Linked DNA regions of Homo sapiens: all the other regions are linked to region 1. A link is a loop called in an ENCODE intact Hi-C map of the cell type or tissue named here. Cell type or tissue: PC-9. All regions are shown on one strand. Links, peaks and the distances in the headings refer to the core of each region. The heading gives the core; the rest is flanking DNA. Region 1 has its middle 100 kb from the start of SPRY4-IT1. Region 2 has its middle 38 kb from the start of SPRY4-IT1. Region 3 holds the start of LOC124901096 (a long non-coding RNA gene).

The links. A loop is a pair of places that touch in the nucleus more often than their neighbours do. Peaks named below come from ENCODE experiments on the same cell type or tissue, not always from the same donor. Only the 100,000 strongest peaks of a DNase experiment are listed, where the experiment ranks them.
Region 2: a loop joins it to region 1, with 2.8 times the contacts of the local background. A loop is called at or near these places in 3 of 110 quality-filtered maps.
Region 3: a loop joins it to region 1, with 2.8 times the contacts of the local background. A loop is called at or near these places in 9 of 110 quality-filtered maps.

Annotation. Positions count from the first base shown.
Region 1 is chr5:142,211,281-142,221,965 of GRCh38, forward strand. No RefSeq gene overlaps it. Among named protein-coding and RNA genes, the nearest start is that of SPRY4-IT1, 100 kb to the right of the region's middle. RefSeq lists a silencer at 5,128-5,297. In PC-9, for the core only: no CTCF peak of the experiment used is centred there; a DNase peak (open chromatin) is centred at 4,781; H3K4me3 peaks cover 453 bases; H3K27ac peaks cover 1,048 bases.
Region 2 is chr5:142,274,903-142,285,587 of GRCh38, forward strand. No RefSeq gene overlaps it. Among named protein-coding and RNA genes, the nearest start is that of SPRY4-IT1, 38 kb to the right of the region's middle. RefSeq lists enhancers at 4,571-5,137, 5,138-5,704. In PC-9, for the core only: no CTCF peak of the experiment used is centred there; DNase peaks (open chromatin) are centred at 3,489 and 5,399; H3K27ac peaks cover 655 bases.
Region 3 is chr5:142,162,021-142,172,705 of GRCh38, forward strand. LOC107986455 (a long non-coding RNA gene) reads right to left here. Exons shown (of 3, transcript XR_001742907.3): 2 at 7,377-7,492. LOC124901096 (a long non-coding RNA gene) reads left to right here and starts at 1,554. Exons shown (of 2, transcript XR_007058978.1): 1 at 1,554-1,943; 2 at 2,221-6,367. In PC-9, for the core only: a CTCF peak has its summit at 5,642; a DNase peak (open chromatin) is centred at 7,571.

The sequences.
Region 1 (10,685 bases), core at 1,283-9,282:
GGGATTTCATAGCTGCATCTATTCGGGATTTTCAGAAGGCTTCCAAGGTTTCTATCCCCTACCAGTTCTCCTGGCCGCACCCATCTTCTAGCCATGTCCTTCGACACCCACATCTCCAGAAGCTTGGCCGTGATTAGCGCAGTGCCTGGCGCAGAGGGGTGAGGCCTCACCTTTCTAGGGCCTTCTCGGCCTGCGGTGTGTTCTGGGAAGCACCGAAGTCTGGAGAGTGAGGATCAAGCAGGTTCTCTTTCTTCCATGGGCATTGTCAACCAGTGAGAACTTTAAGGCATCACAGTGTGTTTGCTTTTAGCCTCCAGGGGCAATCAGATCTCTCTGCTGGAGGGCCTGGCGGGGTCTCTGCTGCTGGTGGGGAGACAGCAGTGGTGCCCAAGCATCTTGGCCCTGGTGCTCTGGGGGTGTGTTCGGTCAGCTCTGGGACTAGGGGGTCCTGTTCCAGCCCCGTGGTCATTGGCTGATTTAACCCTGAGGTGGCCTTGGTTATGCAGGCCACCCAGATATAGCCTCTCCCTGGGCTTGGGCTGACTTGAGCAGGCTGCTTCACCTCTAAGAGTTTGCTCTGCCCACACAGGCTCACTCCTCTGGGAGTGACACATTCTGGAAGTGTGTCCCCTAACCTCTGTCCACAGCCTGGGGGCCGGGAAGAAGACCACTCCAGCTAAGATGAGATTCTGTCTCTTCTTGCACTTGACACTTCCCTCAGATTTGATACTTGTTCCCTGACACTGCGCTGTCTTATCTGGCCTTGAAGGCAGGACTTTCTCCTCCTTGGAAACTAGAGGTACCAGGATCCCTGTGAGTGGCCAGGCACTGGGGTGTGGCTTGAGGGTCACCCATTGTGTTCATGACACATCATCCAGACATTTTCTTTTCACCCCCCATTGCGGGGACTAGGATCACCAAGGTCCTGCCCTGCTGCCCCTCCCAGAAGCCTGGGTGATACCCCAAACTTCAAATAAGGTTAAGAGAATTGGCTTTCATTCCAGAATGCTTGGGTTCAAACCTGACACCATTACTTGCCTGCTCTGTGATCTTGGACAAGTGATATAACCTCAGTGCGGCTTAGTCCCCTCTTCTCTACCCCCTCAAAGAACTATTATGGAGATTAGATAGGATAAGGTACATGAGTAGGCTGGGTGTGGTAGCTCACGCCTGTAATTCCAGCACTTTGGGAGGACAAGGAAGGAGGATCACCTGAGTCTAGGAGTTTGAGACCAGACCAGCTTGGGCAACACAGCGAGACCCCATTTCAAAAAAAAAATTAAAAATCAGCTGGGTGTGGCGGTGTACATCTGTAGTCCCAGCTACTTGGGAGGCTGAGGCAGGAGGAGGATCATTTGATCCCAGGAGTTTGAGGCTGCAGTGAGCTATGATTGTACCACTGCACTCCAGCCTGGTTGACAGAGCAAGACCCCATTTCTAAAAAAATAAAATTGGCTGGACGAGGTGGCTCATGCCTGTAATCCCAGCACTTTGGGAGGCAAGGCGGGTGGATCACCTGAGGTCAGGAGTTCGAGATCAGCCTGCCCAACGTGGTGAAACGCCCTCTACTAAAAATACAAAAAATTAGCCGGGCGTGGGGGTGGGCGCCTGTAATCCCAGCTATCAGCAGGCTGAGGCAGGAGAATCACTTAAAACCCAGAGGTAGAGGTTGCAGTGAACCAAGATTGCACCACTGCACTCCAGCCTGGGCAACAAGAGCAAAACTCTGTCTCAAGAGAATAATTAATTAATTAAAAATAAAAGTCCCCTGGGGGCGATGGCTAATGTCTGTAATCCTAGCACTTTGGGAGGCCAAGGCAGGAGGATTGTTTTTGAGCCCAGGAGATCAAGATCAGCCTGGGCAACATAGCGAGATTCCTTCTCTACAGATAATAAAATTAGCTGGACATGATGGTGCTCGCCTATAGTCTCAGCTACTCAGGAGCCTGAGGTGGGAGGATCACTTGAGTCTAGGAGTTGGAGGGTGCAGTGAGCTGTGATTGCACCACTGCATTTCAGCCTGGGCAACAGAGCAAGACCTCATTAAATGGTAGTCATTGTTTTTGTTATTCCTTACAAAATTTACCCAGCTTGTCTTCTGTTCCTCAGGACTGATCAGTGACAGGGCTAACAGAAAATTAACTCAATTAGCTGGGGAAGACATTCATAACATGCTTTGTGCCAGACACTGTTCTAAGCCCTTGATATATATTGTTGAATCCTCCTAACAACTCTCTAAGATAGGCTATTATTATTTTTTTAATTGTATTATTTTATTTATTTATTTTATTATTTTTTTTTAAGACAGAGTCTTGCTCTGTTGCCCAGGCTGGAGTGCAATGGTTTGATCTCGGCTCACTGCAACCTCCGCCTCCCAGGTTCAAGCGATTCTCCTGCCTCAGCTTCCCGAGTAGTTAGGATTACAGGTGCATGCGCCACCACGCCCAGCTAACTTTTGTATTTTTAGTAGAGATGGGGTTTCACCATGTTGGTCAACCTGGTCTCGAACTCCTGACCTCGTGATCCGCCCGCCTCAGCCTCCCAAAGTGCTGGGATTACAGGCATGAGCCACCGCACCCAGCCCTGTTATTATTATTATTATTATTATTATTATTATTATTATTAGAGACAGGGTCTCACTGTTTTCCCAATGCTGGTCTTGAACTCCTGGCCTCCCTAAGTATTGGGATTACAGGTGTGAGCCACCACTTCTGACTGGTACCATTATTATACAAATATAAAATGAGGAAACCGAGGCACAGAGCGGTCAAGTGAGTTGCCCGAGGATACACAGCTAGTGAATGGCTGATCGAGGATTCAGATGCAGGGAGTCTGGCCTCAGAATCTATAGCCTTCACCCTAACACACTTGGTTTGCTTCCCCCAGAAAACAAAGGGCAATGGAAGAACCTGACCATGGAGTGGTGATCGGGCTGGGCTTCTAGTGCTTTTCCTATTACCACAGGCAGAAAGCCCCCATCCCTACTTAGTCCCCTGGGTACCTGGGGCATCTCACCATTACTAGCATAGGATTTTGTGATTTGCAAGACATGTTTACACATCTACAATTTCTCTGCCCCTTCCAGCAATCAGGTGGGGAGGACAGAAGAGAGTAATTGTTATTTCTTTCTTACCAAGGCTCATAAAGGTGAAGCAGCTTGCCCGAGGTCACCCAGCTAAAACAACACAATAGGTTTTCAGGTTCCCAACGCAAGTTCTTTTATCTATACAGTCATCTCCCTTTATCCACAGGGAATACGTTCCAAGTCCCCCAGTGGATACCTGAAACCATGGATAGTACTAAACCCTATATGTGTGTAATATGTTTTTTTTTTACTATACATACATACTTGTGATAAAGTATAATTTACAAATTAGGCACAATATGAGCTTAACAACAATAATAATAAAATAGAACAATTATAACAATATACTACAATTAAATTTATGTGAATGTGGTCTCTTTTTTTTTTTTCCTCACTCTGTCACCCAGACTGGAGTGCAATGGCACAATCTCGGCTCACTGCAACCTCTGCTTCCCCAGCTCAAGCGATTCTCCTGCCTCAGCCTCCCAAGTAGCTAGGATTACAGGCATGGGCCACCACACCCGGCTAATTTTTGTATTTTTAGTAGGGACAGAGTTTCGCCATATTGGCCAGGCAGGTGAATGTGGTTTATTTCTAATTTTTCTTTCTTTCTTTCTTTCTTTTTTTTTTTTTGAGACAGAGTTTTGCTCTTGTCACCAAGGCTGGAGTGTAAATGGCATGATCTCGGTTCACTGCAACATCTGCCTTAAAGGTTCAAGCGATTCACGTGCCTCAGCCTCCTGGGTAGCTTGGGATTACAGGCACCCGCCACCACGCCTGGCTAATTTTTGTATTTTTAGTAGAGATGGGGTTTCACCATGTTGGCCAGGCTGGTCTTGACCTCAGGTGATCTGCCCACCTCAGCCTCCCAAAGTGCTGGGATTACAGATGTGAGCCACCGCGCCCAGCCTCTTTCTAAATATTTTACTGGATCATGGGTAACTGAAACTGCAGAAAGGGAGACCGTGGATAAGACAGAGAGACTACTGTACCATCCTGCCTTTTGCTGATGCCAAGGGTAGTTCCTATACCTGAAAAACATAATATAAAATACTATCTTGGGGTCGGGTGCAGTGGCTCACACCTGTAATCCCAGCACTTTGGGAGGCTGAGGCGGGCAGATCGCTTGAGGCTGGGAGTTCAAGACCAGCTTGGCCAATATGGTGAAACCCCATCTCTACTAAGAATACAAAAATTAGCCAGGTGTTGTAGCATGCCTGTAATCCCAGCTGCTCAGGAGGCTGAGGCACGAGAATCACTTAAACCTTGAAGGCAGAGGTTGCAGTGAGCCAAGATCATGCCACTGCACTCCAGCCTGGGTGAGAGAGTGAGACTCCATCTCAAAAATAAAATAAAATAAAATATTGGAACTAGACAGTCTCTTAAAGCCATGCAGTTTATGTTTGAATATGCTTGAATACCTCCAGTGATAGGTAACTCACTACCTATAAGAGGAAACTAGAGAGTGGATCCTGATGGTATACAAGAAGGAGGTGGCCTGGGACATGGCTGACCTGCTGACCTTGGAGATTTTTGCCCCACAAATGAGGCTGCAGGATTGAGTCTATCTGAGGAATGTCCTGCAGCCAGGCCCACAAGGTGTCCCTCCCAGCCCTGCCCCAGAGCCCTCTCAATCCTTCCTCTCTAAAACCGCAGCCCCTCCTTCAGAAGGAAGCCCTCTCTGCACAGACTGGTTAAGGTTTATTAGTCCTTAAAATTCCTTCGAGATGAGTTGGTATTTATTTCCCTGCAAAGCTTATGTAACCGTAAGAGGATACTGGGGCTGCCAAAGCTGTCTGTGGTTTGGATGGGGCTCACAGCGGTTTCTTCTGGGAGCTAAATATTATAATGAGTGACCTCATACTATCATTTTCTTTGGAACCGAGTTGTGCTTGTCCCAGTGGTACCCGGAGCTACCTCCCAGGCCCCTGCTGTTTTGATTCAGGCCAGGACCAGAGGGTAGAATGAAGGGAACAGGGAGAAAAAATTAGTCTGTTGAGCCAACTTGTTCACTCGGCTTCCGGGGAGGCTGAGATCTGGGTTTTCAGCCAGCGCCGAGCGCTGGGTGGCCACAGTGATTGGACTGCTGGGGAAATTATGGGAAAGGCCAGCCTTCCAGCTACTGTCTGTTTCAATCTGAGCTTTTGTAAGGATGCAGATTTGGGACTTGGAACAGGAATGGGTTGGGGAGGATCTGACTGCTGAGTGGTCACGGGCCAATCCTTAGGAACTGTTGAAGCTTGGGAAGTCTTGCATGGGGAGCCTCCAGCTGTTGAGTAAGAGGCGCCATTCGTGGAGCACTTGCTGTATACCAGGCACGAAGAAAAGCACTCTGCCTGCATTCACCAGGGGGGCTGTGTAAGACAGTGGGTTGGAGGGTCGACATAGTGTGGAATGGCTGGGTCTGTGTCCCAGCTCCACCACTTAATGTCCGTGTGACACTGGGCAATGATATAACCTATATGTCCCCATCTCTAAACAGTGGTGATGACAGCCCCCCTGTGAGGTTGTTAGGAAGATTAAATGTGATAATGCAGACAAAATGCTTGCACAGTGTCTGGTATAGAAAAGAACTCAAAAAATGTTAGCCGTCATTATCAGCGGCAGCATCTAACTGGATCCTCATAGCATCCCTAAGGGGTAGGGTCTCTTGATCTCCATTTTGCAGGTGAAGAAATGAGACTTGAGGGGTCATGTGGTTAATGAGCCACAGGACTAAGATATGAAAACTTCACTCTAGTGTCCCCTTGGCCTGGAGGTGGAAAGGGTGGGGTTTACTGCATGGATTCCTTCCTTAGGGAGCTTGAAAGCTGCCACGTGCAAGGCTAGGGAAGGGAAAGAGCTGGATTCCCTGGCCATGGAGGTCTACACTGGGAGAAAAATGGTTCTTAGAAAAGACTCTGAGGAACCTACTGGATGGTGAACTTCAAGAGGGATCAGGAATCATGTTGGTCTTGCTCACCACCACGTCCCAGTTCTGAGCACAGCGCCTGGCACCATGGTTTTTGACTGAATAAGTTACATTTGCAATGATCCTTTGAGCATTTTCATTTTAACAAGAAAAGCCTGGCTTCTTTCTCTGTTATTAACTTTTTTGACCTCAGTGACACCATGCAGGTGGCATCTACTGGGGCTGATAAATCCCCTTGGGAATAAAATGCCCAAGGCAGATGAGGGGAACACAGCTCTGGGGCCCAAGAGAACCCACAAGGGAGAGGGAAGGATGGGTTAGTGCTTCCAAAGCCCTGGTCAAGTGCCTTGAATGTAGTGGGCAGATAGATATAAAGCACCTTCTAGGTGCCCACCATGTGCATAAGTGCTGCAGACACAGAAGTGAGCAAGAGAGACAGAGAATTCCCTGCCCTTGGGGAGTGCCTGGCCTGGTCGGGAAAAGATAGCAAATGAGTAATTAAATGAGTAGTTGTTGATTATAAATTGTAGTAACTGCTGTGAATGAAAAATGCCCTAGGTACCAAGACAGAGAATCATAGAGAAGCAGAATTCCTATTTTAAAGTAGTCAGGGTAGGCCTCATGGAGGAGGTGATGTTTAAGCTCATTGGGAAACTTTGTACGACCTCGAAAGGGACTCAGTTTTCTCTCCTGATGGTCACAGGGGAGAATTGGAGGCTCATAGGCCCGAGGCTGGCATCAAAGCCTAAGTGAAGCCATGTTAAGGTATTTCTGAAGCCCCTTTTGCACTAGAATCTCAAGAGTAAAGATTCTGTCTCACCCAAAAGGCTGGGAATAATTAACAGTGAAGGGACAAAAGAGGAGCCTAGGCCGGGCATGGTGGCTCACGCCTGTAATCCCAGCACTTTGGGAGACCAAGGCAGACAGATCACCTGAGGTCAGGAGTTGGAGACCAGCCTGGCCAACATGGTGAAACCCCATCTCCACTAAAAATACAAAAATTAGCCGGGCGTGGTGGCATGTGCCTGTAGTTCCAGCTACTCGGGAGGCTGAGGCAGGAAAATCACTTGAACCCGGGAGATGGAGGTTGCAGTGAACCAAGATGGCGCCACTGCACTCCAGCCTGGGCGACAAAGTGAGACTCCATCTCAATAAATAAGTAAGTAAATAAATAAATAAATAAATACCTAATTCAAGAAAGAAATGGAGTGGCTCTAGCCAATCAGGCTAGAGGTGCTATACATCGCTATTCCGAGGGCATACATGAGGCCCGTTTTCAAGAGTTTTTCACATTTATCCCCTTGGTTCAGGATCTTCTTAAATTATTTACATGTCCCCAGCAAGAAACAGCTCTGGACTTTTGCTTTACCCCTTTGCAGAGCATTGTCAACCACTAGTCCTCTTAGTCATCCTCACCCACACTCAATAGGCCCTGCCAGTTCTACCTTTGAAGTGTACCCCAAATTCGTCCTCTCCCAGCCCCATTGCCCAGTGCTTCCTGTTCTCACCAGGCCATGTGCACACGCTGCCAGGGAGGCTTTTAAAGATGTTGGCCTCGGCCAGGCACGGTGGCTCATGCCTGTAATCCTAGCACTTTCGGAGGCCAAGGCAGGCGGATCACTTGAGGTCAGGAGTTCAAGACAAGCTTGGCCAACATGGTAAAACCCCATCTCTACTAAAAAATACAAAAAAACTTAGCTGGGTGTGGTGGTGGGCACCTGTAATCCCAGCTACTAGGGAGGCTGAGGCAGGAGAACTGCTTGAACCTGGGAGGCGGAGGTTGTAGTGACCTGAGATGGTGCCACTGCACTCCAGTCTGGGCTACAGAGCAAGACTCTGTCTTAGTGTATGCTTATTGTAACTTGGAACTAAAAAGCCCTTTCCATGGCCGTAGTGGCCCATGCCCTTTCCCATCTGCGTCTTGTACTCCACACCCCTCACCCACCGCCCTTCACCTTTCGCCAGGATTTTGTCTGAATGGATCTAGTCCCAGCTGCATACGTTCAGCATAGACAATGATTAAAACCTAGACTTCAGGGGTCTGTAGCTGGAGGCAAGTTGCTCTGTGAGCCTGTTTCCATACCTGTTCAATGAGCATAGGAAACGCCACCTCTGACAGATGTTTAAAGAATGTTAATGGGAAAGTCTCTTTCCCATTTAGGCTAAAACAAAAGTACCTCCTTAGTATACTTTATACTTTAAACCTTCCAGGGCACTTTCCCATTCGTTCTCTTATTTAAAGCTACTGAAATCTGGGCTGGGTGTGGTGGATCACTTGAGCCCAGGAGTTCAAGACCCGCCTGGGCAACATGGCGAAGCCCCATCTCTACTAAAAACACAAAAATTAGCCAGGCTTGGTGGCTCATGCCTGTAATCCCAGCTACTTGGGAGGCTGAGGCAGGAGAATTACTTAAACCTGGGAGGCAGAGGCTGCAGTGAGCCAAGATCGCACCCTGCACTCCAGCCTCAGTGACAGAGCGAGACTCCATCTCAAAATAAATAAATAAAACTATTGGTCGGGCGTGGTGGCTCATGCCTGTAATCCCAGCATTTTGGGAGGCTGAGGCAGGCGGATCACCTGAGGTCGGGAGTTCGAGACCAGCCTGACAAACATGGAGAAACCCCCGTCTCTACTAAAAATACAAAATTAGCTGGGCATGGTGGTACATGCCTGTAATCCTAGCTACTCGGGAAGCTGAGGCAGGGGAATCGCTTGAACCTGGGAGGCAGAGGTTGTGGTGAGCCAAGATCGTGCCATTGCACTCCAGCCTGGGCAACAAGAGCGAAACTCCATCTCAAAAAAAAAAAAAAAAAAAAACTATTGAAATCTGCATATGGTTGGGTGTGGTGGCTCACGCCTGTAATCCCAGCACTTTGGGAGGCTGAGGCTGGTGGATCACAAGGCCAGGAGTTCAAAACCAGCCTGACCAACATGGTGAAACCCCGTTTCTACTAAAAATACAAAAATTAGCTGGGCGTGGTGGTGCACACCTGTAATCCCAGCTACTCAGGAGGCTGAGGCAGGAGAATCACTTGAACCCAGGAGGTGGAGGTTGCACTGAGCTGAGATCACGCCATTGCACTGCAGCCTGGGCAACAGAGCGAGACTCCGTCTCAAAAAAAAAAAAAAAAGAAATCTGCATATGAAGCAGGGTGGGCGATGTGGTCTCCTTATCAAGCAGGAAGTGGCCTCAGAGAGGTTAAAGCCCTGTTCAAGGAGACACAGGGAATGGATAGTGAAACTGGGACTGCAATGACAGCTGCACTTGAACTTCTCCTGAAGGTGATGCTGCGGAGGGACCAGATGAAGACTCTGAGCCCCAAAGCCAGCCAGCATCTAAGGGACAGACCTCTGCTTTCAGGTCAGCCCCGACACGGCTGCCTGCTCAGGGAGGCCGACTTCCCTACAGCCCAATTCTGGGGCACTCACACATCTCTCAAATTCTTCAGTGTTCACCCTCTCCCTGGTCTTCTCCCATTGCACTTCTCCCGCCACTGACCTTGGCTTCTCCAGCCTTCCCTCCTCCAGTTTACAGCCCCAATTCACTGGGCAGTGTGGGGAGCTTGGGCCAAGGGTAGGATTTGGCTGTGGGGTGGGTGGGGTCACAGGGCAGCGAAAGCTTCACCAAACATCTTGCCCACTACCTCCACAGTCCAAGTCCGGGGATGCATTTCCTAAGGGGAGCCCAGTTCGGTATCTAAATCCTTCAAGGTGGGGAGCCAGAGGGAGAGGGGTGTTAAGATCTTTAACTTCCAGAATTCACATTCTTGCAATGAGCGGGACCCTGTCCGGCTAAGAAGCATCAGTACCACAGGAGGGAGTTTAAACAGGAAGAGGAGATTTTGCTTTGTGGTTGTGATTTTAATGCTCTCCCGGCTGGTTGGATGAGTGCCTACTTTCTGGGGCTGGGGTGGTAGGGTGGAGGTGAGAAGGTGGTGGGGGAAGAGAATAGGGAGGAAAGGAGAGTCCTCAAAAAAGTAGTGTAGCTGCATGGGAGAAAGCGATGTCTGAATCCTGTGAATCCCCTGGAGCTGCTTCCCAGCTGTTTGACCTTGTGAAATGGCCTAACTTCTCCCAACTTCCATTTCCTCATCTGTATAAAAGCAGGGACAATACTTCCTTTATTAAGCAAATATCTTCTGTCTGCCTACCGTATGCTTGACCCTGTGCAAATGAACAAGACAAACAGGAGACAGGATCTCTGCCGCCCTGGAGCTTATATTCCAGGAGGGAGACAAACAAGAAATACATCAACTATAAACAAACAAGATAATTTTGGATCATGCTAAGTGTTAGTCAAAAGCCGAAAGGGAGTGGGGAACATGGGACGGACAGGGAACTCCTCTCTGAGGACGTAGCCTCTGAACAGAGTCCTGGAAGCTGAGAAGTCAGTTCTGGAAATGGAGGAAGAGTGCTCCAGGCGCAGGGAACAGCAAGTGCAAAGGCCTTGAGATGGGAATGGGCTTGACGCGCTTGCAAAACAGGCAGTGGCCTGAAAATATAAAATGTGGTGAGCAAGCGGAGAAGTGGTTTGAGCAGAGGTGGGAGAAGTAGGCCAGAAACAGATCACACAGGGCTTTGGAGGCTATGCTGAGGGGTTTGGAAGGCTTTCGAGGGTAAGTTAAGCAGGAGAATGACATGATTAGGTATGTATTTGAAAAGATCACCACCATGAATTTTCTGAGCCT
Region 2 (10,685 bases), core at 1,217-9,216, 64 kb after region 1:
CTGACCTCGTGATCTGCCCGCCTCGGCTTCCCAAAGTGCTGAGATTACAGGCATGAGCCACCGCGCCTGGCCAGATTATATTTTTAATACATTTGAGCCATTCATCTTTATAAGTTTTGTCTTCCTTTCTCTCTCCCCTCTGTTTATTGTCATTATTATAATATTTTGCTATGGAACCTGTGCCACGAAGGCCCAGAGACCCAAAGGAGACCAGGCACTCTTTCTAAAAAGACAGTGAGGCTGGGCACAGTCACTCATGCCTGTAATCCCAGCACTTTGGGAGGCCGAGGTTAGCAGATCACTGGAAGTCAGGTGTTCGAGACCAGCCTGGCCAATATGGTGAAACGCTGTCTCTACTAATAATACAAAAATTAGCCGGGCATGGTGGTGGAGGCCTTTAATCCCAGCTACTCAGGAGGCTGAGGCAGGAGAATCACCTGAACCCGGGAGTTGGAGGTTGCAGTGAGCTGAGATCTCGCCACTGCACTCCAGCCTGGGTGACAGAGAGAGACTCCATCTCAAAAAAAACAAAAAAAAGAAAGAAAAAAAAGAGTGAGGGAATTGAGTCCACTCTTTCTCCCTCACTGCAAGACCCCATTGCAATGGTCCCTATTAAAATAAATAAATATAAATAAATAGAGTGAGTCACGCTAAATGAAAAAGAATTTTCAACAGAGGAGCATTGTTGAACAAAGCTAGTATCGGTAGCCCCAGTCCCACACCTACCTTAATGACTCACTCCATCACCTTTAGATTGGAAGTACAGCTGAGGGCACTCAGCCCACAGAGATTCCTGGGAAGGCAGACGATACCTCAGATAACCTAACTGGCTACCAACAGCTGGCACTGCCCCATGTAAACCTCAGGGAGGAACTGCACCTGGCTGTGGCATCAGGATCAGTCCTTGGCTGGGGCAGAAATAAAGTCCTTGGCTGGGGCAGACATGTTGCTCAGTGGTTTATGAGTCTTACACATTTGTAACTGAATATATCCTAACATGGTGAAGAAAGAAATATAGCTGGCCGCGGTGGCTCACGCCTGTAATCCCAACACTCTGGGAGGCCGAGGCAGGCAGATCACCTGAGGTTGGGAGTTTGAGACCAGCCTGACCAATATGGAGAAACCCTGTATCTACTAAAAATACAAAAATTAGCCGGGCATGGTGGCACATGCCTGTAATCCCAGCTACTCGGGAGGCTGAGGTAGGAGAATCGCTTGAACCCAGGAGGTGGAGGTTGCGATGAGCCGAGATGGCGCCATTGCACTCCAGGCTGGGCAACAAGAGCAAAACTCTGTCTCCAAAGAAAAAAAATAAAATAAAATAATATATATATAGATATAGATATATATTATATATATAATATATAATAGATTATATATTATATATATTATATATTATATTAAATAATATATATATTATATATAATATATATTATATATTATATATAATTATATATAATATATATTATATATAATATATATTATTCTGTTCTATATAAATATATATAATATATTATATAAATTATATATAATATATATTATATATAATTTATATATAGAATATATAAATTATATATAAATTATATATTATATAAATTATATATAACATATATAATATATATATATATATATATATATATATAGAACAGAATAAGAAAAGTCCTGAGTGACATTTCTTTTTTTTGACATAGGGTCTCACTCTGTTGCCCAGTCTGGAGTGCAGTGGCTTGATCAAAACTCACTGCAGCCTCAAACGTCTCAGCTCAAGAAATCCTCCCACCTCAGCCTCCCGAATAGCTGGGATCGCAGTTGTGCGCCACCACACCTAGCTAATTTTTAATTTTTTTGTAGCGATGGGGTCTCACTATGTTGCCCAGGCTGGTTTCAAACCCCTGGGCTCAAGTGATCCTCCCACCTGGGCCACCCAAAGTGCTGGGATTACAGGCATGAGCCACATACCTGTACGTGGGTGATATTCTGAATGTCTGCAAGCAGGTCAAAGAAACACAAACAAGCTGACTATGTGTAAGTGGCCAAGGGTTTAGGGAAAACCAGTGTGTGCAAGCAACAGAGCTCTTGGAAGCTCCCTGGCAACTGAACCCCCATAGATGCTTGGGGATCTCTCCACTGTAAGAATCCTGATGGAAGGACCTACTTCTCACTATAGAAGCCCATCCTTCCCTTCTGGAGGTTATGATGAGGCCAAGTGATTGATGCTGCCACTGGGACTCAGGGCCTAGGACTGGTGATGCAGAGAAGCAGGAAAAGAGAATTCATCCTGGGTAGTGGCAGCCATGAGCAGCTGTCAACAGAAGCAAAGCTGGTGCCAGCATCCAGTGGTGTTGTGATGACACTGGTATCCTCACCAGGTGGGGACTGGGGTCCATTTCCCTTGATTCTTGCTTGTTTTCCAAGTTTAATTCTTTACTTTTCTAGCAATTCTGTGGGCTACCTTGTAACCCCTAAACAAATCCTTTTTCTGCTAAACCAGTCAGAGTTGTTTTCTGATCCTAGTGAGGATCCCAACTGACTAGGCAAGGTGGGTGGTCAGTACTGCTAAGAAGAGGACTAGTCAAGACTGATCCGGGTAGAAGGCTGTAAAGGTCTCCTGAAAAGAAACTGCCTACATGTCAAGTGCAAGGGATCTGGGGACAGACCTTCCTGGATTGAACCCCAACTCTGTCATTTGCTGCCTGAGTGACCTTGGGCAAGTGATTTAACCTCTCTGAGCCTCAGTTTCATCTGTAAGAGGGGTTTGACCATAGGACCTACTCCTCATACATCCCTATCACTGATGAGATGATTGAATTAGATGACACAAGTGGAGTTCTAGTTCAGATTCTGGCACAAAGCTGGTCTTTAGGGAATGGTAGTTATTGTAACTAACTTTAGCTCAAGAGGTGAGCTTCCTGACAGGGGACTCCATTGCAACCTTTCTTGAATCTATTCATCCTCCCTCTTTGTTCTTCATTCACAGCAGGAAGGGAAAAATTCCTGATGTGCAGTGGGAGAAATTTAAGTTGGATCCAGGCAGACATGTGCTGGTAAATGTTTAACAACCAGCTCTACAGGAAAATAAAAGCACTGATCCGCGGCATTTGCGGATTTCCACCCCTCCATGGCTGATTTCAAACAACCAACATGATGTTGCTGAACAATGGAGTTGGGACAAGATGTGTGCAGTTGGCTCTTATGAGCCAGCACCAGTACACCACTGGACTCAGGGGAGGATACCTTTAAAATACTAGGGAGTGGGGAAAAACAGGTGGTTCCTAAGTTCTGAGGAAGACTGTCAAAAGAAATTCCTCAAGTACTGTTGAGAGGATGGGGGATGAACTCACATTATGCTTTGACTTAAAACTCCAGAGTTCTCTTTAAATGATAGCCTTTAAATCCTCCCTCCTGCTCCCACATACAGCCAGTCAGGTCTCTGGCTCTATTTCTTCCTTAAAATATCCCCTGCAGGCCGGGCATAGTGGCTCATGCCTGCAATCCCAGCACTTTGGGAGGCTGATACGGGTGGATCACTTGAGGTCAGGCAGATCTTGAAAGACCAGCCTGGCCAACATGGTGAAACCCCGTCTCTACTAAAAATACAAAAATTGGCTGGGCGTGGCAGCATGTACCTGTAATTCCAGCTACTGGGAGGCTGAGGCAGGAGAATTGCTTGAACCCTGGAGGAGGAGGTTGCAGTGAGCCTAGATCATGCCACTGCACTCCAGCCTGGGCAACAGAGTGACACTGTGTCTCAAATAAAAAAAAAAAAAAAGGGAAAAAGAAAGAAATAAAATATCCCCTGCATCCATCCATCTCTTTCACTTCATGGCCCGCATGGCCACCCCAGCCCATGGGCTCAGACTGTCAACTCTGAAATACTGCTCCTTGTCCCTGCCCCTTCCCACCCATTCTGTACTAGAATGGACCAGCCATGCCACCCCTAAGCCAGCATTCATTGCATCATCCTCATTCCAGCTTCACTGCCATATGGTTCCAGGCTTGCTGTCCCATTCATTGTAAGTGCTGCTGCCTGGCTGTCCCAGCTTTCACCTGGCCCCTCAGTCTGGAAGTGGTCTATGTGTGAATCTCAGATTTCCTGCTTACTAGTGATATGCTCTTGGGAAAATTACAGAACACTTTCTGAGCCTTCACTTCCTTACCTCTAAAATAGTGATAATGAAAGAACTTTCTTAGGGATGTTTCAAAGGTCAAACAAAATAGTTCTAAAAAAGGCTTGGTAAAATACCTGGCCCCATTGTAAATGCGGAATTGAATATTGGCTCAATGACGACTCTGATGATAAGTACTGCTAGTACTAACGGTAAATGGTAGCTAGTTGAAGGATGATTTTCCTCCTACCTGAATTCTACCCCACTCTCCTTTGCTAGTCCAATGCCACTTTTCTTTTGGCTTTAGTTCTATTTTTTCTGATATACTTTTTCTCTGCACTCATTAGCTCCTTTTTCTCTGAGCTTCTGAAGCAATTACACCCTGCAGTGGAATATTTAATTCAATATTGCCCCTGACTATTCCCTGTTGATGTCAACCTTGTCTTCCTGGCTCATCTTTTTCAGCTTGCAGGGAGCAGCCTGTCTCTATCATCTTCTCCCCTGGAGGGTCTTGGATCAGCAGCCTCACACCAGCAGCCAAAGCGGCTGTGGCTGTGAATGGTACTGAGCTGTGCCTGGTATTTTGCCTGCACCATCTCATTTTATTTTTTTTCATTGAGCCAAGATTTATTGAGCACCAGCTATATACTGGGCACTGAGGCTACACAGTGAATAAGACAAGAGCCTCTGTCTTCCAGGAGCTCACAGTGTAGCCAGAGGAGCTAACCCTGAACACAAAATTACCTAAACCAATGTCCAAAGATGGACCATGCCCAAGAGCTGTGGAGGGGAAAAGAGGGTATTCCAAGAGGTTAGAGCAGGGGCCTGATTCAAAGAGGGGCAGGGGTCTAGGCAGGAGTTACTGAGGGGAAGAGATTTCCCAGGAAGCTCATATTCTGGGGGCCGAGTGGAATGGCTGAGTGCTGAGGACCTGAGATAGGCCCAAGCAGCTGGAGGGGCAAGCAGGAGGGAGAGCAGCCCGCAGTGACGGGCAGGCAGGCAGGGCCAGGGCCTGCAGGGCTTCCCAGGTGGGTTGGGTATTTGGGTCTCTATCCTAAAGTTGGCAAGCATTTAATTCTCAGAGATCTTAGGCAGTAGCATCCATTATCAGCTCCATTTCATAGCAGAGGAAATTGAGACCCAGAGAGATGAAGTCACTTGCCTAGGGTCACACGGCTAGTCACTAGTCAGCCACAAAGCAAAGGCCAGCGTTGCCAAACACACCGCCTGCTGAGTGATTGATGGCAGCACTGACCACTGTGAGCCTGCCCAGCCGGCCTTCCCACGGGCTATCTGGAACGCACCCTCTAATTGGAGCTTTCCTCCAAGCAGGGCCAGCCTGAGGCCCTCTCAGAAGCACTGAACCAGTTTGGTGGGAGTAGAGATGTCAGCGGTTCTGATGTCATGACTGGCTTTGAAGAGCTCAGCTCCCACTGCTGCTTCCATTCCCAGCCCCTGGGGACTGCAGTGAAACTCTCTGGGTTGTGTTTTGTTTTCCCCAGAAGTCTGGGGCCAGGGTACTGAGAAAGGGAGGAGGGTGGTTTATGGTGAGCCGTGTGATTTTTCAGGATTTAGCTGGGACATTCTTGGCCCAGAAGCCAATACTGGTACAAAGAGACCTGAGGAAGCGCCACATCCTGGTTCTCCGGGAGACAGGATGTGCTCAGGAATCTGTGAAATAGGCTGTATTTGTCTCTCAACTCCTCTGAGTCCCCTTTCGTCTAAGGCCTCCTTCCTTTCTTAGCGAGTCCCCAGGGAGATTTGGTCTGGAGCCCTTTCCTTGTGCCTCCCTGGGGCCTCAGCCTTCCCAGCCAGGCCTCCAGAGGGCCCCTCCCCAGACATTAACGATGCTACTAGGTGATAATGACACCTCCAGGGTCAGACCCCAGGCGGCAGGAATTTCAGGCACCAAATGGAGGTGGCTTTTTGGCCCCCCTCGAGTCAACCTGTCACTCTGAGGAGAGAATTCTTTTTATTTCCAGAGTCTTCGACGGTAGGCAGATTTATTTTCATCCAACATTAAAACCCCTCGGTTTGTGGAGAGGAAGGAGCTTGAAGCTCAGTGTGCCAGAGGGGCCAACGGAGCAGGGAGAGATGGGAAGAAAATGAGAAAAGTAACCCTCTTGCCTGGCGTCCTGCCAGGGAAAGTCCTCTGCTCAACCCTGATCCTGGCCCTTCTGGCACGGCATGACCAGAGGCCCTGGGTCAGGCTGCCCTTTATGGCCTTCCCATGGCCCTTCCTTCCAGCCACTTGACCAAATGCCCCTGCATGCGAGGGGGGTGCGCTGCTCTCCAGCTGGTTTGCCAAGGACCCCTACTCCCACCTCCCTCCATAAAAAACTCAGCACCTCTGGGGCCAGAAGAGGACGTGCAGCAAATTCCCACCAACAATTTTGTCTGAGGGACAGGAAGGTTTGCTGACTTGTCGCCCTAAGGATTCGCTCTTTGCTTTTCCTTTTGCAGTTTGGAATCTATCTGTTCGCAGCTTCCCTTTGGCTGCACCATGTTGTGGGTCTTAGGCTCCATCAGCATTTGGTCAGGACAAGTTGGCCCATGGTTTCTCTGATGCAGAAATGGTGTCAACAGGTCCCAGGAGCCAGCGATCTGAGCCTGCACACACACACACACACCCCCACACCCACCCATCCCCGCAAACAATGCCTTCAGCTCACCCTGACCTCCCTGTCTTCTTTGTATCCTTCCTGACTTTTTCTGTCCTCTTTACCCCACTCTAGCTCAGGGCCTTCCTGGCTAATCTCTGACCTGTACTCTGCCTCTCTAATCCATCCTGTAAATGGCTAGCACATTAATTTTCCTAATAATAATTATAGCTAACATTTGGTGAGTGTGTTCTGTGAGTCCGGTGTACCAGAAACTTGCATTAAGTTGTTGAGTATTATATCCATTTTGTAGTTGAGGAAACAGACAGGTTGAGTAATTTGCCTAAAGTCAGATAGCTAATAAGTGGCAGTACTGGGATTTGAACAAAGTCAGTCTGGATGCAGAGCCTGCGTGCTGATCATCACTAACGCTGAATTTCTTTTTAAACCCTTTTCTAAGTGTTTATGATGAATAAAGCATTAGGCCAGGTACTGAGGCCATTTAAACATGAGTAAGATTAAACTTGCTTCCTCCTGCAGTTCTGGCCCCAGGGAGTTGACTTGTCTGGGAAGACGAGTAAGACGAGTCCAGAAACGGCCTATGCAGGAGAGGGTAGAGAACCTTTCACAGAGAATGTGCACACAGAAGGCCTTTCCTACAGAGGATGGAGAAACCACATCTGGTTTGTGAGAATCAAAAGTTGGCCGGCATGGTGGCTCATGCCTGTAAACCCAGCACTTTGAGAGGCTGGGCAGATCACTTGAAGCCAGGAGTTTGAGACAAGCCAGGAGTTTGAGACAAGCCGGGCCAAGAAAGCGAAACCCCATCTCTACTAAAAATACAAAAAAGTTGACTGGGCGCGGTGGCTCATGCTTGTAATCCCAGCACTTTGGGAGGCCAAGGCGAGCGGATCACGAGGTCAAGAAATCAAGACCATCCTAGCTAACATGGTGAAACCCCATCTCTACTAAAAATACAAAAATTCAGCCAGGCATGGTGGCATGCACCTGTAATCCCAGCTACTCAGGAGGCTGAGGCAGGAGAATCACTTGAACCCGGGAGGCGGAGGTTGCAGTGAGCTGAGATCGTGCCACTGCACTCCAGCCTGGGCAACAGAGCCAGACTCCATCTCAAAAAAACAAAAAAAAAACAAACAAAAAAATTAGCCAGGCGTAGTGGCACCAGAAAGGAAGAGTTCCAGGGAGGCGGGTGGGTGGAGGATAGTTTGGAAAGTCAGATAGGGCTCAGGGTCCTGGGGGTGAGGAAGCACCAGATGGGAGCAAAGAGGGTGAATGTGATGCCCGGAAACCACAGGACAAACCGAGATAGAAATGCCCTGACCACAAGACACAGATCCCTGAAAACTCAACATGGAATTAAGGTTTAGTTTTATTTTAAGACAATGGGCTCTGGACTGTCTGAGTTCTCATTTCTGCTCTAGCACTTACCAGCCCTGTAATCAAGGCAAATAACGCAACCTCCCCCTTGCCCACATATCAGTTTCCTCATCTGAAAAGCGGGCAAATTCAGGGCTAGGACCAGGGAAGGTGAGCAAGACAGGTGCTGTGAGTATAAAATTTAAGGGATACTCCCTAAAACCTCAGTCATCAAGATGAATAATACTTAAATGCAATATTTTTAGAGAGTCAAAATCAATGCAAAAAAATCTGCGATGAACAAAGCATCAAACATTTAAATAAAGGAAACTCATACCAAGCCAGCCCGGAGCCTGAAGCAAAAGAAAAAATCAGTAATAATGATCCTGTCTTAAGATAAAGGCACGTAGGCCGGGCACAGTGGCTCACACCTGTAATCCCAACACACTCATCTCACCTTGGTCCTGGCCCTGATTTGTAACACTAGGTATTGGGTGGCTGCAAGGATTAGACAAGATCGTGCATGTTAAGTGCTGAGCGTGCATCTGGCAGGAAGTGCCTTGTAGAACTTGGGGATCCAAGGCCTGTGTTTTGAGGTGAGATGGAGCTGTGTTTGAACACCTGCTCCACCACTTCCCAGCCATGAGACTTGGGCCACAGCCTGTTTCCTCATCTATAAATGGTGAGAGCACCTTGTTTGCCGGGGCTGTTGGATGACATGGGATGAAAAAGGCAAACTGTCTCACACGATGCCTGGCACAGAGAGTCAAACGATCATGCTTGTAGCAGATGCCTGCGTTCGCCAGCAAGCATATGTTGTACCTGCACATGGAGGCTTTCTGCTTGCTCCTGGTAGATTATTGCACTTGCCGGCTTTTCTTTTCTAATAATTTTTCATTTTATTATTGGGGCGCGAGATTTAGCTGTGTTCCATGGGTCTAGCCGCCAAGTCCTGCAGTCTCGCTGTATTCCTCTGTGCCATTCACCCCTGCGACCCTCTGTGGTGCTGCTCCTGACCAGACTTCCAAACTCACAGGGACCTGGCTGCCCTGACTAGCAGCCCTGTCCACCCCTACCTTTTCTCTACCCAGGCCAGAACTGGGTTCTGGGCTGGATTATTTGGTGGTATTATCACCTAAATGATGGAGTCCTTGGCCTGGCCTTCACAAGGCTCAGAGAGCCCTATTCATTCCAAGCTGTCACTCCCCCTTGCTCTGTGCCGCTGCTCTGCTTCCCCACCACCCCTCTACCTCTTTGGTGGGAACACTGCCCCCTTCCCCAGGTATTGGCCGCCCACCTATGACATCTTCCTTTGTGGTGCAGCTGTAGGTGCTCTTTGCTTGTTCCCAGACCGAACCACTGGCATAAAATGCCATTGTCATTAAAGCAATCCCTTAAAAAATCTACCCTGCCACTGCCTAGCCGCAGGAGGAGGTCCCAGAATGTTACCTGTGAGACCAGAGGAGCCATTTCCCATTGTGTTACCCTCAAGGCCTTCTCAGAAATGTAGCCTGGAGCCTGGACAGGAGGTAACATGGTGCTTCTCCCACATTCTGAGGGTTCCCAGAGGTAGGCCAGCCTGGGCTAGAGTCCGGGCTCCACCTCTTAGTAGTTGTGTGACCTGATCAAGTCACCGAATGCTCTAGCCTGTGTCCTCATCTGCAAAAATGTGCTGATCTCAATGGCTTGCTGTGAGGGCAAAACAGGAAATCAGTGTTTGCACCCATGTTATTTATTTGTATTAACTCATTTGGTTAGAACATAAATTGGAAATAATCCCCTCACTTATGTGACAAAAACATACTTGGCATGTACTATGTGCGAGGTAATGTTCAAGGTTGTATGAGGAGACCAGGCGCAGTGGCTCATGCCTGTAATCCCAGCACATTGGGAGGCCCAGGCAGGAGGATAGCTTGAGCCCAGGAGTTTGAGACCAGCTTGGGCAACAGAGCAAGCTGTTTATTAAAAATAAATGAATACATAATTTATTTAAATTAAAAATAATAGTAACTTAATTAAGTTTAAAAAGTTCTATGAGGAGATCTAAGGATAAGATACAAATCCTGCACCTTGCAGTGATCAAATGGAGGAGGAAAGAAATATGAGCAAAAGACTGTATGGCAAAATAGAACTGTGAGGTGTCTGACACTTAGTAGGCACTCAGAAATATTGGTTGAATAAATCAAAGAAAGAAAACCAGGCAGACATTAAAAATTAGGAGATATTTGGCCGGGCACAATGGCTCACATCTGTAATTGCAGCACTTTGGGAGGCTGAGGCCGGTGAATCATTTGAGGATAGGAGTTCCAGACCAGCTTGGCCAACATAGTGAAACTCCGTCTCTACTAAAAAAAAAAAAAATTAGCCAGGCATGGTATCAGGTGCCTGTGATCCCAGCTATTCAGGAGGCTGAGGCATGAGAATTGCTTGAGCCTGGGAGGTGGAGGTTGCAGTGAGCCAAGATTGCACCACTGCACTGCAGCCTGGGCAACAGGGCAAGACTCTGTCTCAAAAAAAAGAAAAAAAAATTAGGAGATGTTTTGTGAGCAATCAAGCAAGGCTCCCTGGAAGAGGATGAATTTAAGCTGTCAGAGGTCAACAT
Region 3 (10,685 bases), core at 1,436-9,435, 49 kb before region 1:
AGAAAACCACATGCCTGCTTTCTCTTCCTGAAGCTCTCCAAGGAACGTTCCTGTATGCCCCTGGATAGATGGTTCCAGCCTGTGTCTGTGCCCCCCAACCCAGTCCTGCCAATCCAAGCCTGCCCAGATAGGGCCTGCCTGTTTTCCCCTTTATTGGGGGATCTGGGGAGCTTTTCACAGTGGTGGCATTTGTCACAGTGTTCACAGGCTCACCTCTTCATGCCCCTTCAGTACTAGTTTGGCTTGGCCATTAAACAGAAAGCATTGGGGTGTCCTCTGCTCTTTGTTCTCTCTCACTATATAGATCACCTCCAATGGCATCTGCATGAATCTATGACAACTCTCGGGCCTCCATGGAGAAGCACCTGGCTAGTCCCAAATTTCATAATCCTTCTGATGCTTCTGAATTACCTTCCACAAAACACTAGGATTCTATAAACTTTTAATTGGAATTTTATCTTTTAAAAACAGCCTTAATCATGTAATAAGATGTATTTTCAAATATGTGTTCAATTGTGTGGTTATTTGTGATCTCATTTACAGACATGAACAAATACTAAAACAATATATAAATAAATTTACTCAGAGTATTTGGGATCTCAGATTTTGTTTTACAAAAAGGGTTCTGCAGCTGAAAAAAAAATGGCTTGAAAACCACTGCCCTAAGTAAACACTCATCTCTTACTTTGCCTAAAACTGTTAGACCGTTATACATTTTTTTTCCTCCGTCAATCTTACAGGGGTTTCAAAATGCCCTGATTTTGCAAAACTTATGAGCACATCTAAAAAGTCACTTTCTAAGCCTACTATCTCCAAAAATCAACTGTTTGTTCTTTTTCAGACTTGTTTTTGTGAATTTATTATTTTTACATAGGTAGTACTAGCATACTGGCACAGCCCAGTGAGATGAGGTCTCTTAAGCCATTCTGTTTATATCAGATGTTAAATTTTTTAAATAGTCTTTGCTGCAGTGTAGATTATCTTGTCTTTTTCTGCTTTTCAGCTCGTTCTGACAAATGCCCCATGATGTTTTTGTTTTTGTTTTTTGAGACTGAGTTTCACTCTTGTTGCCCAGGCTGGAATGCAATGGTGCCTTCTCGGCTCACTGCAACCTCCACTTCCCTGGTTCAAGTGATTCTTCTGCCTCAGTCTCCCGTGTAGCTGGGATTATAGGCGCCCGTCACCACACTCGGCTAATTTTTATATGTTTAGTAGAGACGGAGCTTCACCATTTTGGCCAGGTTGGTCTCGAACTCCTGACCTCAAGCGATCCGCCCTCCTCGGCCTCCCCAAGTGCTGGGATTACAGGTGTGAGCCACCACAACTGGCCTCGATGATTTTTTTTTTTTTTTTTTTTGAGAAGGAGTTTCGCTCTGTCGTCCAGGCTGGAGTGCAGTGGCGCAATCTCGGCTCACTGCAAGCTCCGCCTCCCGAGTTCACGCCATTCTCCTGCCTCAGCCTCCTGAGTAGCTGGGACTACAGGCGCCCGCTACCACACTCGGCTAATTTTTTGTATTTTTAGTAGAGACGGGGTTTCACCGTGGTCTCAATCTCCTGACCTCGTGATCCGCCCGCCTCGGCGTCCCAAAGTGCTAGGATTACAGGCTTGAGCCACCGCGCCCAGCCGATGATGGTGTTTTTAAAGCCAACTTCTAATACCTCTTTTTTCCATTGCTTCATTGCCAAGAGGAATAATTAGACTGTTGCAACAATTATGACAAAGGCGTCCTATACCCTTGGTCTTCTTTCATCCATAGGGCATCCAGAAGAGACCTGGTTTCTCTGTTGATTGGAAGTTCACATCAAATTCCTTGACCCTGGGATTAAACCTACAGTAAACATGTGTATTTTTGTGTTGCAGATGCGTATCATAGATGGATAGTAATGAATACCATTTATTGAGCATTTATCATGTGCGAAGTACTCTGCTTTCTTCTTCACAGGTAGATTTAATCATCTCCCCAACCCTTTGAGGTAGGGAATACTGTGATCCTTGTTGTATATTTTTAAAAAAATGGAGACTCATGTTAACTGACTTGCCCCTTACCGTCCTTAAGTGGGGAGGCTGGGATTAATTTGGTTTGTGTTGTTAGAGCATGAACTCTTTAACAACAATAGAACACTCATCATCTTTCCTGTGTGTGCACCTGCTTCCATTTCTTTTTATTCTCCTGTCCCTTCTTGATCTACACTTTAACACATTCCTTTCTCTTCCCACAGGATTCCCTTTATTGAAGGTGGGAATGAGGGGGATTCTGGACTGCAGGCACAGGACATCTGCCCTCCCACAGCAGCCTGAGATGTTTTCTTCTTTGTGCATGTTCCCCATGAAGTGGGCTCATACCCCTCCATCAGTGTGCCTCCCCACCTCACCTGGAGCGTGGCTTCAGTGCCCCCACCGCCACCCCCAGCTTGTACTGCAGGGTTTTTTTTTATCCTTTCTCTAAGCCAGTGAGATAGGCACAGCTGATAGTATGAACCTTTCTAGCTAAGAGTCAGATCAAGTGCTGGACAGAGACATGACAAGTTCTCTCAATTAAGCAAAATGGTATCTCGAGACAGGATTTCAATTCTAATTTCATATTAATAGCTTACATTTATTCAACATTTATTGTGTTCAAGTGCTGCTACAGTCCTTTTCACGCAGAATCTTTTAACCCTCCAGAATTGAACAGCAACAGCGCTATTATCCCTATTTTACACTAAAGGAGCTGGCTCCCAGAGAGGTCAGGTCACCCGGTGGACGGAGCAAGAATCCAAATCAAGGCATTCTTGACCACTAACCAATACTTCTCCCCCTACCATCATCCCTGCCCCCACCCCTTTTTATTTTACAAAGTTAACCCGTGTTTATTATGGAACATCTTAACTCTGATTTTTAGAAATCTGCCTTCTGTCAATAGCGCAAAATAGAGTGTTTCATTAGCCTCTTAAAATGCCAGCAATTGTAATGTATACAGATGTGAACCTTCATGGGAAGAGCGTGTCTTTATGTTAGAGAAGAGTGAGTAAAGCTGCCCAGTTGAGGTCATATATATTGACTTATCTGCAGGAAATATTCATTTAGATTTGAGAAGTTATGATTGTTATCAGTCTCATCCTTTAAATTTAACTTTTATTTTTTATACTCAATATTTAGATCAAAATCTGTTGCAAATCTGAAAGGAAGCTATAATCATTTACTGTTATCAATATACCTTTCTAGTAGCCTTATACATAAATGCTCGAATCTAGTCCTTCTCACACTTTAATATGCCTACAAACTACCTGGGAAGCTTAATAAAATGCAGGTAATAGTTTAGGAGGTCTAGGCTGGGGCTTGTGATTCTGCATTTGTAAAAACTTCCCAGGTGATGACCAAACTGCCTGGCCAGAATCAAATTTTCATGAGCAAGTCTCTAATCCACATTAATATTCAAGAAAAAAAAATTAAATTCAAAAGTACAACTTTACAGCCTGGGCCTGATGGCTCACATCTGTAATCCCAGCACTTTGGGAGGCCGAGGTGGGCAGATCACCTGAGGTCAGGAGTTCGAAACCAGCCCGGCCAACATGGTGAAACCCCATCTCTACTAAAAATACAAAAATTAGTTGGGCATGGTGGCACACGTTTGTAGTCCCAGCTACTTGGGAAGCTCAGGCAGGAGAAACTTGAACCCAGGAGGTAGAGTTCGCAGTGAGTAGAGATCACACTGCTGCACTCCAAAGTGAGACTCCATCTCAAAAAAAAAAAAAAAAAAGTAGAACTTTACAAACACTACAGTGCATTTTCTAGAAAATTTTTTCTAGGCCGGGCGCGGTGGCTCACGCCTGTAATCCCAGCACTTTGGGAGGCAGAGGTGGGTGGATCACGAGGTCAGGAGATCAAGACCATCCTGGCTAACACGGTGAAACCCCGTCTCTACTAAAAATACAAAAAAAATTAGCCGGGCGTAGTGGCGGGAGCCTGTAGTCCCAGCTACTCAGGATGCTGAAGCAGAAGAATGGCCTGAACCCGGCAGGCAGAGCTTGCAGTGAGCCGAGATTGTGCCACTGCACTCCAGCCTGGGCGACAGAGCCAGACTCCGACTCAAAAAAAAAAAAAAAAGAAAAAGAAAAATTTTTCTAAATCTCCATTGTTAAGAGATCACTGTGAGGTAGGGTAGGGAGTGTGGGGAAAGATTGGGGCCCCCAGGTTTGAAGATCAGCTTGGTCTTGCCTGTGTGCATGTATCTGATAAAATGCAGGAAAAGTTTGTCTCTTCCCCACCCTCACTTCCACCCACTGTGAGGCTTGCTCATGTCCAGATTGGGCTCAGGATGGCAGTTGTGGATGCTCAGAGCACAAAAGGCTTCTTGTTTGCCCAAGGGCCTATCAGTGTTTAAATAGAACTGGCGGAAGCACAAGCACACCGTATCAGCAGCTTATCAGGGACCATGGTTTTCCACGTACATTTGCTAGGCACTTCAGTTTACCCAACTCCATCAGCACTGAGTTAAATTGCAAGGTTGGGCTGTACTACGCTGAGCCAGGGCAGGGAGAACAAGCCAGTTACTGGGGATGAGGGTGTCGGGGGGGCCCTCAAGACCTTATTTGCATTCTGCCCACATAGAGAATAAAGCTGTGATAGCCTGTGTACTAAGAGGCACCCAAAGAGAACCAGTCAGTCTTAGGAATGCACCCGGAAGGTGGGATGAGTCCAGGCCTCCCTATGGTGGAAGTAGTTGGAGATACCTCTTGTTACCCTGGTTTTCCATCTTAGTTTACCAGGTGTATAGTCAGTGCGGGTTATGGTTAAAGGAGGTGTCAATTGGGGGCCTGTTAATGTCTTAAAATTGTATGCAATTTTGGGGTTTGCAAATGCGTCTGCGTGCATATTTCTCTGGCAGCTGACCTATGAATCAAAGGACTAAATGTTCTTGTACTATTCGGGCTGCATCTTCTTTGAGGGTAATCTTCAGGGCAGATACATGGGTAGCCTACTTTAGAAATGAGGCCTTTGCAATTATAATCACTCCTACTTTCTAAGCACTTGCTATATGCCAGGTGCTGTGCTAAATGCTTTATAAATGTTATCACATTTAATTCTCAGAAAATCTTATGAGATAGGAATTTTTATTTCTAAAAGAGTTATAATTTGCCCATGATCACAGAGCTAAGTAAATGATAGAGCTATGATCGGAACTTCAACTTTCTGATTCCATGTCTGTTAGCACTGTGGAAGGCTGTCTTTGGCATTTTAATATACTTATCAAGTGTTTCATATACATTGGTTAATTTGTCCAACTGCCACAGAGTGGGATGGGTGGCTCTTTTTCCTAAACTGTAGCCATCTTTTCCCCAAAGTGTAGCCTTCATGAATTTTGCCCTATTTATATATCACCTATGCTATTAAGTTACCTACCATTTAAAATTTTTAATTAAATGTGTTATTTCTTACCCTCATTCCTAAATAATAGCCATGGAAAAACCATTGATGTGCTAATTTTTTTCTTGAATCCACACTAAAATAACTACATAACCATTAAAATGAAAAATGCATTAGCCAGGTGTGGTGGTGCGTGCCTGTAGCCTCAGCTACTCGGGTGGCAGAGGAGAAGAATCGCTTGAACCTGGAAGGCGGAGGTTGCAGTGAGCCGAGATTTGCACCGCTGTACTCCAGCCTGGGCAACAGAGGGAGACTTCATCTCAAAAAAAAAAAAAAAAAAAGCTATGTTTTAATACTACTTAATATCATGTAGAGTGCCATCAGTGTATTGGTGCCATGCTTTAAAAAACCCTAATATGTGATTTAAAGACTACATGTCTATATTGCAGCAGAATTGTGGGTAAACTAAAATACCCCCTCATGCCACCCACCCCAGACAGCCCTTCTGGCACAGGGACAGGCTAGGGTCATGGAGAGTGGTGCTAAGAGCATCAGAGAGGAGGCTGGGTTTGACTCCAGGGAAGGCACTCTTATGGTGGAGGCCATGCCCTGTATCTTTCAGGACCTGTTTTAGTTGCTCTAATGAGGCAATGATGCCAAGAAAAAGAATGTTGCTTAGCCCTCCTTGAGGGGGTTGAAGGATTCCAGCGACTGGGGCAAGAATCTGTGTTCTGTGTGCTCTTGCTGAAAGGATATTGCTGGGATATTGAGGGTTGTGGATGAAGTAACCTTCCAGGGGCAGAATTGTGCAGTAAGGTCCCTCAGCCTAGGATGAAAAAGGCCTCTAACGAAAAGCCCACTTGTTCATGTTTCCGTTTTAACTAAATGTTCCTCTCTAAATTCCATACCCTCTGGGGCATAAGCTGAAGGAAAATTTGGAATCTTATTATCTGAAATTGTACGTGCATTTGACCTATATTGCTATGTCTTTAATAAAAGCATCTGAGGAATAGTTCCTAATTTATTGACTCTCGGTTACTCCAAAATATGCCAAGACCCTCAGTAACGAAGCATCCTCATTATCCTCCCCAATAAAATTGCATTTTACATATTAAACTTTTTAATCTTGGACCTTAACCAACTTTATAATTTGACAATCCCTCTAACCAGCAAGTTAGATAAAGAAGAGCAACATACTCATGCTCTGGAGAATGTAATCCTGGAGTCTGTCTTCTTTCACTTGCCTGGGTAAATCAGAGAGGGGGAAAGGTTATTTTTGAGCACCAGCTGTAGTAGGATCTCTCTGATTAGGGCCACCTGTATCAGAAAAGTGACATTTGTCTGCTGCGCAGCTGAGCTGGTGTCTTGATAGTCCCAGAGACAGCTATTGCCTCCCTATAGTCTGTTACTATTTCACTAAGAAAAAAAAAAGAAAAGAAAAAGGAAAAAAAAGGCTGCTTTTGGACTGGGCTGGGTGGGCTGGGCTGGGCATTTAGCATTCCGACTGTCCTCATCCTTGTGTTCAGCAGTGGCTGACCCGTGACACTCTTCTGGGGACTGCAATAGTGTGGTCCAGAAAACAAAATTCTGATGCAGTTCTAATCTTCCTCTATTGTCAGGTGCAGTTCTAATCTTCCTCTATTGTCAGGAATGACAATATGACACGGCCTGGCCAAGAACTCCCAGATATGGTGGTTTTAACTCCCAGATACGTGGCCGGGCATGGTGGCTCACGCCTGTAATCCCAGCACTTTGAGAGGCCAAGGCAGGTGGATCACCTGAGGTTGGGAGTTCAATACCAGCCTGACCAACATGGAGAAACCCCATCTCTACTAAAAATACAAAATTAGCCAGGTGTGATGGCACATGCCTGTAATCCCAGCAACTCAGGAGGCTGAGGCAGGAGAATTGCTTGAAGCTGGGAGGCAGAGGTTGCAGTGAGCCAAGATTGCGCCATTGCACTCCAGCCTGGGTAACAAGAGAGAAACTCCGTCTCAAAAAAAAAAAAAAAAAAAAAAAAGTCTCTCACCAGCTTTCAACTTCATATCTCATTCTCCACAGCAGCCCCTCCTCCCCACAGGGGTTGTGGCTGGAGTTTACAGGAACATCAGGCACAAATGGAATGCTGCCAGTCGCAGGAGATTCCTAGGGAGATAAAAAGCACATCTTTGACCACTTCTTTACCAAACAGACCCAACATGTGTAATTAAAGGCCCTGGGACTCTGCTGGAAATAGGTTTAAACTTGAGGTAATCCCTTCTGGCACTTCCTCTTCCTAATAACCATCAACAAAAATCAAACAAATCCACCTGGCTCCAGTCGGTAAGTCTGCAACCAGCAAAGGTCACAGGAGGAGTGATAAGAGAAGAAAGCGGCCACAAACAGAGTTACTGGAAACACATGTCGTGATGTGTTAGAGAACGACTGCTGCCAGGACCATCCTGGCCCTGAGAAGGGCCCGCTCTGCTGTCTGGAAACTCATTCTCTTCCTCGGAGAAAGGATGCCAGCACGACATGGGAGGGGAAGCATGACTTCGGGGAGCTCATTGGTGCAGCGTGCCTTGGTCTTTCTCTCTGTGAGATGTGACTCAAGCCAAAGAAGACGTGAGGGGAGAGGCAAGCTTTAATGTTCTTCTAGAGTTAATTCCCCCCATCTCTAAAAGTAATGCATGGCCATTATTGAAAATACTGACAGGCAAAATGAATAAAATAATTATCCCTAACTCCACCATGCACTGATTACCCCTGTGAACATTTTGGTGTATCTACTTCTAGTCTGTTTTCAGTGCCTGCATATGTATACAGGTAGAAAATAGATAAACACACATGCAGGGGAAATTTTTTTTTTTAACTTTTAAATTGCATTTCACTGTCTCATTAGTCAATTTGGGCTGCCATAACAAAATACCACAGACTAGGTGCCTTAAGCAACAGAAAGTTATTTTCTCACAGTTCTGGAGGCTGAGAAGTCCAAGATCAAGGTGCCAGCTGATTTGGCTCCTGGTGAGGCCTCTCTTCCTGGCTTGCAGATGGCGGCCTTCTCACATGGCAGAGAGAGAGCTCTGATGTGTCTTCCTCTCCTTATAAGGGCACTAACCCTATGGGATTAGGATCCCAGCTCGTTTAACCTTTATCACCTTCTCACAGGCCCTGCCTCCAATTACAGTCATGTTGAGGGGGCCTGGGCTTCAACACATGAATTTGGGGGGATGCAATTCAGTCCAGAGCACCTGTGCAAACTCTTTTGACTCTGCTTTTTGTTTCACTCCTCTTGTCTTGAACATCTTTTTTCATAGTCTCTAGTCAGATTGTTTTAAGTGGCTGAGTCATATTCCATCACCTGACCGTACCATCATTTAATAATCTGTGATTAATGTCCCCTCCCCTCCCCATCAAGTTATGTTGTGGAAATATCTTGATTATTGCGGCAAGCAGGTTTTTAGCTGAAAGGGCAGATGTCAGCTGGTTTGAGCCTGCCTAGGTGAGCTCAACAGCTTTCAATGGGGAGAAGACTTCGAGTTTCTAGGTGACAGCTGAATCCTCACTGGGTGAATCCTTACTGGTGGCCCATGCCCGAGGCACCTTGAGGACAACATGGAAAGCAACCCAGGAGTAAGGGCGAATTAGGTTTCTCTCTGGTGCTGAGAAGATGTTGGCTGTGGAAGCAGAGGAAGTGAATCAGGATCATATGGCTGTGGAGTGGCAGTTTGCTGAGGGCAGTGAAGTACAGACAGAAGGACAGTTTTAAACAACAGGAAGTCTTCATTCCCTTCCTGGGTGTCTTTGGTCATCTGGGCCCTGATGGTGGAGCCATGCCAGATAGAGGAATTATGATGCTAAAATCTAGTAGGATTACTGGTGAACTTGGCCCTAGGGTTCAGCAGGCTACCTAACATTTGTTCCCTCCATGTGTTCTCCATCTGTGATGTTTGTAGCAGGGAATTGCAATTAGGGAAAGCTATAAAGTCAGGACAAACAGAAGAAACTTAGCAGTGAGCATGAAGTGAGCGCCTCCTAGGTGTGAGGCTGGTACCTGTTACCATCTCCATTTTCCAGCGGGGGTCCCCATGTGTAGGAATGTTGAGTCACTTGCTCAGGGCCGTACAGCTGAGCCAGGTAGAGCTGGGGTTCCATCCCATGTTTAACCACAGAACCTGCCCCAAACCATTGTGCAATACTGCCGCATTCTGAAGCATGTGTAAAAGCTTTCCAGTTGGGCAGGTCTGTATATAAGACTCAGTTAAAGTTAAAAGATAAAATAAGGTCATTGTTAAAAAAAAAAAGCCACTATTTAGTGGTATTTAGTCAACTATCTTTGCCAAAAGCTGGTGGGGGTGAGGGAACGTGTGAGAGCAGGTCCTGGAAACATCCTTGATCATTGTCAGAATAGTTTTGTATGAATTCATACAATAAAAAATAGAACTAATGGGGTACATTAAGTATTTGTCTCTTGGGGTAAGACACAACTTCGAAAGTTTATTATTTTGAACTGACTTTCTCAGTTTGAATGTCTTGAATGAATATTGTAGGGAAGAAAAGGGATAAGGAAAGAAAAGGGATATATATTCCTCACCTATCTCAAGGTTTATGGCCAACACCCTTATAACAAAAGACAGATTAACAATAGAAAAACAACGAATGTGTTTAACCAAAGTTTTGCGTGATGCAGGAGCATTCAAATATGAAGACCCTGCCGGGTGCAGTGGCTCACACCTGTAATCCTAGCACTTTGGGAGGCTGAGGCAAGCAGATCACCTGAGGTCGGGAGTTTGAGACCAGCCTGACCAACATGGAAAACCCCGTATCTACTAAAAATACAAAATTAGCCGGGCGTGGTGGCGGGTGCCTGTAGTCCCAGCTACTCAGGAGGCTGAGGCAGGAGAATCGCTTGAACCGGGAGGTGGAGGTTGCAGTGAGCCAAGATTGCACCATTCTAGCCTGGGCAACAAGAGTGAAACTCCATCTCATAAAAAAAAAAAAAAGAAAGAAATGAAGACCCGACCCAGGGAAAACTGTATTTTTATTTTATTTCATTATGTTTTATTTTATTTTTGAGATGGATTCTCTCTGTCGCCCAGTCTGGCATGATCTTGGCTCACTGCAACCTCCACCTCCGGGGTTGAAGCCATTCTCCTGCCTCAGCCTTCCAAGTAGCCAGGGCTACAGCATGCACCACCACACGCAGCTAAGTTTTGTATTTTTCATAGAGATGGGGCTTCACTTTGAGACCAGGCTGGTCTCAAACTCCTGATTTCAAGTGATACACCTGCCTTGACCTCCCAAAATGCTGGGATTACAGGTGTGAGCCACCGCACCTGACTGAAAACTGTATTTTTAT